Regions from separate parts of the Mus musculus genome. Here region 2 is linked to region 1. A link is a loop called in an ENCODE intact Hi-C map of the cell type or tissue named here. Cell type or tissue: heart. All regions are shown on one strand. Links, peaks and the distances in the headings refer to the core of each region. The heading gives the core; the rest is flanking DNA.

Region 1 (6,146 bases), core at 599-5,598:
CAACAGAGACATCAGGGCATCACCCATCAAAGGGAGAGCACACACCAGAAGAGACTGTGTCTGAGGAGCATACAGACTCGTGGTAGACAAAGCCTTTAAAACAACTTGTTGCTGCTGTTGTTGCTGTTGCTGCTGCTGTTGCTGTTGTGGAAAACTCTAGAAGACTTTGTCCACATACTACAGACAGGGCTGCACTAGCTGCTACACAGTTGAGGTGGTAGAATGCTTGAATAACTTTTTCTTTCTTCAGATTTCTGCTCGTTAGTTTGAAGGTACGGTCCCTCACTGTGGGGAAGGTTTGGTGGTGGGAACAGGAGGCCACTTGGTCACATTGCACAGACAGGCAGAAGCAGAGAGCAAGTGACCCAATGTAAGATTTTAAAAGCTGGTCAAAAACCAAAGAAAGACTTGAGGGAAGTCAAGAAGATGATAAGCAGGGACACTGGCATGCATGGACACACACACATGCATACACACACATGTATGCATACACATGCATACACACACATGCATACACACAAGCACGCACACATGCACGAACACATGCATGCACACATGCATACACCCACATGCATATATACACATGCATATACACATGCACACACACATGCATACACATGCACACATGCATGCACACATGCATACACATGCACACATGTATGCACACACACATGCATACACACATGCATACATACACACATGCATACACATGCACACACATGCACACACACATGCATACACACATGCATACATACACACATGCATACACATGCACGCACATGCACACACACATGCATGCACACACATATGCATACACACACACCACCACCACCACTAAGAGATATAAAACAGGAAGTTCAAAAATAAATTCTAGGTTTAGAAAGTGTAGTATGTAAAAACAATATTAGAGAAACTCCAAACCAGATGCTCTGCCTTCAATTTTATGTCCTTCCTAAGATCACATTTTGAAACCTGATCCCCAACCCAAATGAGTTTGGCAGTGACTTTGAGAATGGTTAGATCAGAGTGGTATCAATGCTCTTATAAAGGAGGCCCCAAAGAGACATTTCACCCACTGTCATGGGACACACTGCAAGGAAGTCACGTGTGAACCTGTCAGAGATCTGCACCAGACACTGGGTCCCTTGTTGCCTTGATTGTGGATGACTGTACCCTCATAAGAGTGAGAAAGAAATGGCCATTGTCCATAGACCACGAAAGCCGTGATATTTTGTTATAGAAGTCCAGACGGCCTAAGACAGCAGATTTGATAAAGCAGAGGAAGTAATCACCAAACTTGACATGATGACTGAAATGATCAAGTATGGGGGAGAGAAAGGATGAAGAATGAAGGGAAATGCATAGGTTCTGCCATGATGGCTTCCTGGACCTGTGGACTGTACCTGTGAACCATAAGCCCTAAACAATCACTTCCTCTCTTAGCCCACTCTTTCAGGATGTGCATACACTCATGCATACACACACACCAGGAAAAATACCAACAGGGAGCTTGTTGCTATAGTACCTGTTCTGTAAGAAACAGGAACCTTCGTAGTTACACAGCTCAGTTGTTAAGAGCACTCATCGCTCGCCCAGGGGATTCAGGCTTGGGCCCCAGCACCCACACAGTGGCTCACAACCACCTGCAACTCCATTTACAGGGGCTGTGAACCCCTCAGGTACCAGGCATGTATATGGTGCACATATACACAATCAGGCAAACACTCATACACATAGAATAAATAGATTTAAAATGATTTTTTTCTACATATTTGAAAATAAAAGAAAAAGACACTAAATGGTAGTTTGGACAATCCTAAAAATTAGAATTATCCAACACACAAGTGTGTGTGTGTGCGTGTGTGTGTGTGCGTGTGTGTGTGTGCGTGTGCGCATGCCCATGTGTGTGTGCACAGTGGTAGGTGTCTCAAGCACTGGATGTTGGCCTTGAACTTGCTATGTAGCCCAGGATGATCCTGAACTTCTCATTCTCCCACCTCTACCTCTCCAGTGTTGGGATTACAAGCATGTACCACTACACCCAGCTTTACGTGGCACTGGGAGACTGAACTCAGGGCTTTGTGGCTTTGTGCTTGCTAGGCAAGTACTTTACCAACCAAGCCTTTTCATTCCACCTTTTGTTTTCTGTGTAATTTGAGAGATCAGAGTAGTAACAGCTTTAGTCTGTGTCTCTGGACAAGCAACACAAAAAGAAATAAACTGATGACATCACTGAAAGGGGGTGTGTCTTAGTCAGGGTTTTATTGCTGTGAAGAGACACCATGACAGTAACAACTCATAAAAGCAAGCATTTAACTGGGGCTGGCTTTACAGGGTCAGAGATTTAGTCTATTATCGTCACGTCAGGAAGCACGGCAGCGAGCACACAGACTTGGTGCTGGAGAAAGACTCAGAGTTCTATATCTTGACCCCAGGCAGCAGAAAGAGTCTGTGTGCCACACTGGGTGGAGACTGAGCACAGGCAACCTCAAAGCCCACCCTCATAGTGACACACTTCCTCCAACAAGGTCGAGCCTACTTCAACAAGGCCACACCTCCTTATAGTGCCACATTCTATGGGCCAAGCATCCAAACACATGAGTCTGTGGGGGAGCCAAACCTATTCAAACCATGACAGGGACAGAGACAGAGCTATTTAGGAACAGAATTCTGCATGCTAAATGGGAGATATAGAAATTCAAACCAGGACTGCATTGCCTTGGGAGGCTAAATGTAATCTACAAGGTCCTCACAAGGAAACGGGCCCTGGAATTAACATGAAAGTGACAAGAAGAGAATTCAAATGTTTCCCTGACACCCTCCCCCCCCCAGAAAGGAAGGAAGGAAGGAAGGAAGGAAGGAAGGAAGGAAGGAAGAAAGAAAGAAAGAAAGAAAGAAAGAAAGAAAGAAAGAAAGAAAGAAAGAAAGAAAGAAAGAAGGAAGGAAGATATCAGAAGAAGTGACTCCAATTAAAATAGACGTTTGTCTAAGGGCAACAGAAAAGAAATAGCAACTTGATGGGAACGAAGCCCTCTTTATCAATAATTAGTTTAAATGAAAATGGATGCAGCTGTCCAGTCAAAACATAAGATTGTCAGGATAGATTAGAAGCCATAAACAAACTGTCTCCAGGAGACTCTCTTTCGATGCAAAGACAGGTCTTTATTGAAAGTGAAAGACTTGGAATGAGAGCCATGCAAATAGAAGCCCGAACAGGCGAGCATTGGATATGGTAAAACTGCTCAAAACTCATTTTAAATCAGGATCACAGGGCTCATTAGCAGGAAGCTGGGGTCTTCCCAATGAGAGCACACCCCAATATCTGTCCATCTGCTTAGAGCCGTTGTAGATGATACTGAACTAAACCAGGCAGCCTTGCTCACAAACAAACCTGGTATTGTAGCCTGCAGGGAGGGTCATAGTCTACCTTGTTCTGTGCTAGTGGGTAATGGATCCCTCACGACCTCCCCGGCTGCTTTTTCCTCAGGCAAACAGTGGCTGAGTATATTCATCCAGACTCAACTAGGGACCATTTTCTGAGGAGCCTGTGGCTCTTGTCACTCCACACTCTTGATTTTGAGTCCAGCCTCCCCCTCTTCCACCTCACCCCGCCCACATGGCTCTCCAAAGGTAACCAAGCAAACTCCTGAACTCTGAGAGCCAGGGAGGGCCTTTCCAGCAGCCTGGGAAACCCTTGAATTTTTATAGAGAAGACTGAGGCTGGGAGAGACTCAGACCCAGCCGGGTGGGAGGACTGCTGACTTGAAGGTAAAGCTCCTCACCACAGGTCATGCTGGCTACAGAGTGCAGAGCAACCATCGGGTGGCCCTGGTGAGGACCATTAACATCCTGACACCTGGTGCTCACACAGCTATGACCTCTCCCTTGACCAGTGCCATTCTGTGAGTGGTGATGTCATTCTCCTATTTAATTGTCAGATGCCAGGAGGTCTGAGAATTGTGGCTCTTCCAAGGTTACATTGACCTATAAGAGGCTAGGACAAGTGACCTGATCCCCAGTGCCCAGGACAGTGGCTTTCAAAAGGTTTAGAATCATGGTAGGCTCCTTTGACTCCAACACTGAGATTGTTGTCCCTCGTACTGGCTAGAGAAATAGACTCAGAGCCCCAGCCATCTGGACTGCACTATTCAATGGTGAGGAGGGCATGGGCCAGGTTTCCTGGGGTTCAGCATGCTGGTGTCCCAGGATCCCCTTCTCCATCGCCACCTGGACCCTAAGCAACGGCATTCTCCCTAGTACATGCATGCAGTGTGAAGTGGAGGGGACCTGTCTGTCACATGCATTTCATGTGACAAAGTTCCTACAGCTCCAAGATGACACTCTAGTCAGTGGGGCCTCAATTTCCTTTTTGTATCTTTGACATGTGGGGACTGCCATGAAGTTTTGACTTGGATTTTGTGCTGCAGGGTTTAATGTTCCATTTCAGGACCAACAGAGTCCAGCTGGTTGCACACCTTGGAGGGAGCTTTCCCAAAATTGCCCCTGCAGCATCCCATGCTGCTATTGGCTGGAGAAGCATGTCACATGACTAACATTTATTTTTGTTGTTCCCAATGGGATAGAGGCTGTACCAACAACGAAGACAGAGCCTGCACCCTGCCAAAACACCTGTGATCTCACCTTGGAATTATCTTTGTTTGGTTGGCACCACCCTGAGGGCAAGTTATTCTGTGGCCCCAGGCAGTGATAGGCTGAGCCCAGGTCCTTACAGAGAGAGGTCTGCCAAGCAGCTGCTGGTATCTAATGCCTGTTCTGATGCATCCATCCTCCTTCCCCTTTGGCCTGCCTCCCTCCTTCCTGGACTAAGCCTCAGCCTTTCCAGCTGCTGGCACATCTGTGCATCGTGAGGAGGAGGGGCCTGCCCATCAAGTGCATTTCTGATATCACTTTAAAGCAAAATGCAACAACCTGTTATCGGAAGTCTAAACCAAAAAAATCTCCCTCTGCCCAAGTTTCTTATACCCTGGCAGTAGGACATTCATTCGTGTCACATGACTGGAGGGCCCACTGGCAATGCCCACCATAATTAAAAAGCATGGGCCTTTACCCAGCCTAGGTGTTGGTCTTCCCTATTCAGGGTTGTTGAGCTATGTGTGCACCGATCCTCCTCCACCGCTAAGATGTAACAACACGACCACGATCACCTGGTATCTATGAATAGAAGGATAACATAACCAATGTCTTCTCTGTCTAGCAGCTAATAAAAGATAACAAGCCGAGCCCCTATGCACCGGCTCAGAAGGCTGTCCGTCACATGTTCAGGATGAAAACCTTTGATAAATTCACGCCTGGCCTGCTGCTGCTTCGACGGCATTTTCAATCACTCTGTAGGTATGCAGATAAATATCTTGAAGGAAGGAGCTGGAGAGAAACCCTTCACAAAACCGAGGCTGTCTTGCACAGTGGTTCATCCTTGTGCTGTTTCTGGATGCTACCAGTGTCCCCCCACCCCCCTCACCCCCTGCACTGTCAATCTCACCTCTCCACAGGCCACCTCTTCAGAAGGTCACTGCAGCATTACTCTCCAATCTCTGCAAACCAGCATGGAGCACAGAGAAAAGTGAAACCATCCTTTTGTTGTCACTTTTGTTTCAATACAGTTTTCCCCCCCTCTTTCGGCCCAGATTTCATACCCTCACCCTGCACTGCAATTAGATCCCTCTGTCAAGATCACCAGTGGCCTTGTTGGCCTTGGTCGATTGTTGACCGCCAGCAGCTCCTAAGCTGTGGGCCTTCAGCATGGTGACTTAAGTTATGGCTCAAGTGTGAAACAACACAGGCCCCTTAACTCATATGTGCTAGCACTTCCTCTCTGGCCAGTGATGCCATTCCACAGGTTGTGGTACCCATGGAGAAGTAGGGCCAGATTGGTGTGTAACTTCAATTTTTTCAAAACGTATTTTTAATGATGGTTCTTAAACTCTTTAACCTTCCTCATAACCAATCACCCACCAGAGGTAGTGGGAAAGAAAGGATACAGGGAAGGTGGATCTGTTTAGAAAGGATCTTTGGAGCAACTCCCATCTGTGTTGTCTGGAAATCAACAGTTCAGTTTACAGGTCAGCAGGTAGTGGCAGCTTCATCTACTCACAAACACCTCATGGATACACCAATAGTCCAGTTTG
Region 2 (6,146 bases), core at 382-5,381, 220 kb before region 1:
TCACTTTGCAGGGATGGAGGGAGCAGAGGTCTGGGGCTGGCAGGGATGGAGGTGATTGTCACACATCAGCTTCTCTCTGGGAATCCACCTGCTGTCATGAGAGTGGCATTGGCAAAGGAATCCAGCAACCTAAGGAGACCCCTGCCTCTGTTCATGACGGCAATGAGCACAAATGGCCGAGATCAGAATTAGCCCAGGTTCCCATCTCCACAAGAAGGAGAATGTGTATGCATGTACAAAGGGAATATTACTCAGCCGCAAAGATGGGGATCTTCTCATTGGTGGCAACGTGGCTGAGGCCAGGTGGAAGAAGCAACTGCAGACAGGCAAGCAGATGTGTTTGTTCTCATAGATAGGGAGAAGTGGACAGCAACAGAGAGTGGTGGTGATCACTGAAGGTTGGGAAGGGGATGAGGGGGAGAGCGGGTGTGTGTGTGTGAAGCTAGATCCAATCAGTGTGTGCTATATGTGCATAGGGATCTGTCACACTACTCCATGACTACGTAAAGTTAACGTACGATAATAAAAAAACGAACTAATTAAAACAGAAACGAGTAAGCATCAGGCAGGGAACGTGGCTCTTGTGCAAGCACGGGGACCAAGTTTAATTTCCAGGATCTGTGTGAAATTGGTGCCAAGTTCTTGTCATCTCACCACAGGGCGGGTGGAGAAGAAAGGATCCCTGTAGTCACTGGCTAGCCATCCTAGCTGATCCAGCAAGCTCCAGATCCCTGTGAGAGATTCTGTTTCAGAAAACAAGATCAATGGCTCCTGGGAGGGACACCTGAGATTGACCTCTGACCCCCAAAACAAAAAGAAAACAAACCACCAAAAATGCTTCCCAAAACAATGAATCAACCAGCCAGTCAGCTAACCAACCAACCAACCAACCAACCAACCAGCCAGCCAGCCAGCCAGTCAACCAGCCAACCAACTAACCAAACAGCCAGCCAGCCAACCAACCAACCAATCAACCAACCAACTAACCAGCCAGCCAGCCAGCCAGCCAGCCAATCAGTCAACTAGCCAACCAGCCAACCAGCCAACCAACCAACCAACCAATCAACCAACCAACCAACCAACCAACCAACCAACCAACCAACCATCCATCCAGCCAGTCAACCAACCAGCCAACCAACTAACCAAACAGCCAGCCAGCCAGCCAGCCAACCAACCAACCAACCAACCAGCCAGCCAGTCATCCAATCAGTCAACTAGCCAACCAGCCAACCAGCCAACTAGCCAACCAACCAACCAACCAACCAACCAACCAACCAACCAACTAGCCAGCCAGTCAACCAACCAACCAACCAACCAACCAGCCAGTCAATCAACCAATCAACCAACTAACCAACCAACCAACCAACCAACCAGCCAGCCAGTCAACTAACCAGCCAGTCAACCAACCAGCCAACCAACCAAACAACCAACCAAACAACCAACCAGCCACTCAATCAACCAGCCAGTCAACCAACCAGCCAGTCAACTAACCAGCCAACCAACTAACCAACGAACCAACCAACAAACCAACCAACCAACCAACCAACCAACCAACCAACCAACCAGCCAGCCAGCCAGCCAGCCAGCCAGCCAGCCAACCAACCAACCAAAACCAAAACCCTGGCTTAGTTTTTTCCTGACTTTCTGGGAATGTCCAAATCCTGTAGAAGGTTATCCCAGAGAGCGGGCACCTGCTCTGCTGTCCTCAGCTGAACCCCCAGCTCCACACAGCTCCAAGTTCTCAGTGGGCAGATTAACACAGCATCTCACCGGTTGCAGCAGCCCCTAGAAGGCTGGATCCAGCTAGCTGCATGAGGTTGAAGGATAGCTACACAAAGTTCAAGCAGGACTTGAGGCTCAGGTGTTTGGGGAAGGAGGGAGACTTTTGCCCACTTAGCGTGCGGTGTAGACAGAGAGACGGGTGCACACAAGGCAGGTCTGTGTTCAAAGCCCAGTGCTTTGTCTGTTACTAAGTGCTTCTCAGTGGGAGCTGTCTTAGCTCCTGAGAGCCTCACATTTTCCTCGAATCACTTCAGAGCTTCTTTTTTATTTAAAAATTTTAAAAAGTGTTTTTTCTTTTTTTGTGTTAACAAAAGTGTTTTTTTTCCTTTTTTTGTATTAATCTTTTTTTATACACATGAAGTGTTTTCCCTTTTGTATTAAAAAGTGTTTTCCCTTGCTTTGTATTTACAAAAGCGTTCTTTCTTTCTTTTCTTTTTTTGCATTAAAAAGTGTCTTTTTTCTTTTTATATTTAAAGTATTTATTTTATGTGCATGGGTACTTTGTATGTTTGCCTGTGCACCATGGGTATGCAGTACCCACAGAAGCCAGAAGAGGGCATCAGATTTCCTGGAACTGGAATTACAGAGGGTTGTGAGCTGCTATGTGGGTGCTGGGGATTGAACCTGGGTTCTCTGGAAGAGTGACAAGTGCTCTTAACCATTGAGCCATCTCTTCAGCCCTTCAGAAGGTATTTTTGTGTATGAAATTAAAAAAAAAAAGAATGCTGAGGATTTAGGACCTCAATAGACAAGCAAACAGAGATGATTACATATTTAGCATTATTAGACTACAAACTCATTACTGGGATGATGAAGGTTAATTGTCAACCTGACAAAACCTAGAATCACCCAGGGAAAGGGCCTTGGAGATACCGATTATCTAGACTGGAGTAAGTGAGGTGGGAGGACCAGCCCACTGTGGGCGGCACCATTCCCTGGCTGGGAAGGGAGCTGCAGGAACGGATGGAGGAAGCTGAGGACCAGGGGTGTATCTTTTGTACTCTTAGAATTGCAGTGGGCCCTGTGAGGCTAGCTGCTTCAGGCACTTCCCCCTCCCCACCCACCCCGGCCCCCATGCCTTAACTTCCTCCCCATGGTGGGACCGCTCCCTGAACTGTGACCTCAAAAATCTCTCCCCTCCATGAGTAGCCTTTGTCAGTGTGTTTTGTCATAGTAACAGGAAAAGAAAATGAAGATAGTCGTGGTGATTATCTGGGGCTTCTCGCCTTGCCTAGCTTGTTTGTGGTGGTATCCTGGCTGTGTGCACAGAAGATGTTCAGCTCATGGGATGGAACCCCTCAACTCCATTGCCAGCAGTCCGGGGTATCCCCTATACAATTGCACAGAACCCCGGTGGTGGCCCTTCTCCCTGGGACTCTCGAGTACATAGCAAATTTTTGTGGGTTCTCAATCTCTTTCCACCTTCATTCCCGATCTATTTCATTATTGACTTCGGCAGCTTAATGCGCCGGCTCGCCTCTGGGAGAGCCGGTGACAAAATGACAGGGAGCCAAGGTCTCAGCGCCCTCTGCTCTGGCTTTTATCTGCCTGATTTCATGCGACTGGAGCCCTGGCTGCCACTCAGCTGGAGAAATGTCAAAATGATATTAAATCACAGAGTGCAGGCAGGAGACAGGAGACTGCTTGTCACCCACCTTCCTTCGGTCCCCCTGGTCCTGGGCCCTTGGCAGGGAGGGGGTGTGTTTGGAGAGAGTCTGTTTCATTTTATCTGTGCTCCTTTACAATCACAGTGTTAGAATTGCAGGCAGTGTTGTCAGGGTGGAACTGGCAGCCATCATGTGCTCTCAGAGGCTACAGCCAGGGACAGCCCAGACGTGCATGCCAAGACAGAGCCAAGGGGAGAGCCTGGCAGGATGGATCACCACAGGCACAGGGAGGTTGGCTAGTCTCAGTTTTCCGATGATGTTTGCAGTGCTTGGGATGCAAACCGGGGCCTCACACGTTCCAGACAACTGCTGTACCATTGAGCTACAATCCCAGACCTTTATTAGATTTTTAAAAGTGGGATTAATGGGAGGGTCCTGACATCACAGGCCTATAATCTCATCTAGTTGGGAGGCTGAGGCAGGAGGATTGTAAGTTCAAGGCCAGCTTGGGTAACTTTGTAGGATCCTGTTACTCAAAGGGTTGGCGATGTAGCTCACAGATAGAGTATGCAACAGTCATAGGTGAGGTTCCATTCCCAAAGCATTACACACACACACACACACACACACACACATACAAAGTGATCTGAATTCACTGTTAAAATCAAGCAATAAAGAAGTATGTGAGAATTTTAAATGTCTTCTTCCCCAAGCCGGAGGTGAGGTCTCCCACTGAATCTGGAGCTCAGTGAGTCCCAGGGGTCCTCCTGCCTCAGCCTCCCCAGTACTGCCATCTTTGGCTTTTCAAGTGGGTGCTGGGGATTTGAACTCAGGTCTTCATGCTTGAGTGGTAAGTGCTTTACCGACTAAGCCATCTTCCCAGGTCCCTGCTGGTGTCCTTTTTAAGACTGGGTAAAGGGGCCACTGGATCTTAACCCTGGTCTTTGCATCGCAGTCTCTTGATCCCTCTCCACAGAGGTCTGGAAGGGATTTCTCTCCCCTCCCCCAACCCCCGCCGGGGTAGAATAACTTGCCTTCCTTTTAAAAACCACAGTTTGTACTTCGAGCATCATTTTGCAGCTTTTGAGAACGTTTTCCCACTTGGATCTGTCCCATCTCCCTCAGCAGTTGCCAGGCAGCCTTTTGTTAAAGGAACCAGGGTTTGTTGAGCGGGTTCCTTTCAGGTGGTCGCCTGGGTTGTTGGGGAGTTCTCCCGCTATTCTTGGCAAGGCTGCCAAGCGCCCCATCCACCCCTCGGCTCTTTTCCAATTATGCGAGTGCTATGCGCATCTATTCTCTTTGTAACAGAGTGAAACAATTTAGACAAAACCCCCAAGTTCCCTGGCCTGGCTCCCCACATCTGAATCCTGTCCACCTAACTGCTGCTTTCAGGGCTGTGAGAGACCCTCATGGACCGTTTCCATGCCTCTCCAGACGCACAGACAGACGCATGCATTTTTAATGGATGTTTTACAAAACATAAAGCTATCATGCAATATGCATGTTTGTGCATCTCACTTTCCCCCATCAGCAGCAGCTCAGACACCTCTCCCTGTTAGTACATATGGAGCATGGACCCTATTAAAAAACAGAACGAGGCCTTACACCAGGCTTGGTGGCCCGGCGTATCTTTTTCTTTTAATCACTTTCCTACTGACAGATATTTAGATTCCTTCATTTTTTTCCCCTCCCCATGAAAGTTCTAGGGCTGGAGAGATGCCTCGGTGGTAAGAGTGCTTGCTATGAGACGTGAGGACCATGTTTGGATTCATAGCACCCCTGTAAAAAGCTACACCTACACAACACACTCACACTCTCCCACACCTATGAGCATCCGAATAGAGACACAGACATACACACTCACACGCATTGGTACACACACAGTCAAATACATGCACTTACATATATACATATACACTCACACAATACTCATACATTCACGCCTACACACACTCACACACATGCACACACAATCACACACATGCATCTATATACACATCCACCGATACTCACTCACACATGTCTATACACTCACACACACACACTCACACACACACACACAAACACACACTCATCCATTCACACATATACATTTACTCACACGGTTATCTTCACACACATCCATGCACAGATATAATCATATCTTCTCTCTCTTTTATACACACACACACACACACACACACACACACACACACACACACACACACGTGTCCTGGCCGAGTCTTCTGCGTGCCTGCGTGTGCATATGGAACTTTCCCCTGCCATCTGTACCCAGAAGACATTGCTTCGCTACACAGCAGTTGTCGGAGGCCACAGGAAGCCGAGGACCCGGGCGGTGGCCCCAGATGGCTGACAGCTTCAGGAGGCAGGCTGCAGGATGGCAGAGGATCTTTACATCTAAAGGGCCACTCTCCATGGCCCTGTCCTTGGCCAGCTCCTTGTGACACTGCAACTCCGGGCAATGTTTCCTGACCCTGCAGCCATTTTGGTGGAATTGTCAGCAGAGCCTGAGGTGCACCCCGCCCTTATTCCTTCTCTCTTCCGTTTGTGCTGACTGGTGGTTTGAATTGGCCCAGTCTGGGGGAGGAGGTGGAAGAAACTGTCCAAAGTCCTGTGATTCCTTGGATCTGAAATCTTCCCCTAGGTCCACAGCTAATGGCACCATTTTGGAAGGTTGTGGAACTGTCAGGGGGCAGGGCCTAGCTGGAGGAACTTAAAAAAGGTAACACCGGGTCCACCCCACCCTCTCTCTCCCCT

The links. A loop is a pair of places that touch in the nucleus more often than their neighbours do. Peaks named below come from ENCODE experiments on the same cell type or tissue, not always from the same donor. Only the 100,000 strongest peaks of a DNase experiment are listed, where the experiment ranks them.
Region 2: a loop joins it to region 1, with 3 times the contacts of the local background. A loop is called at or near these places in 6 of 42 quality-filtered maps.

The regions. Positions count from the first base shown.
Region 1 is chr4:131,184,093-131,190,238 of GRCm38, forward strand. No RefSeq gene overlaps it. Among named protein-coding and RNA genes, the nearest start is that of Gm42318, 31 kb to the left of the region's middle. In heart, for the core only: no CTCF peak of the experiment used is centred there; no DNase peak of the experiment used is centred there; H3K27me3 peaks cover 124 bases.
Region 2 is chr4:130,969,153-130,975,298 of GRCm38, forward strand. LOC108168713 (a long non-coding RNA gene) reads left to right here and starts at 6,065. Exons shown (of 5, transcript XR_003955121.1): 1 at 6,065-6,111. In heart, for the core only: a CTCF peak has its summit at 2,317 (motif pointing right); a DNase peak (open chromatin) is centred at 3,479.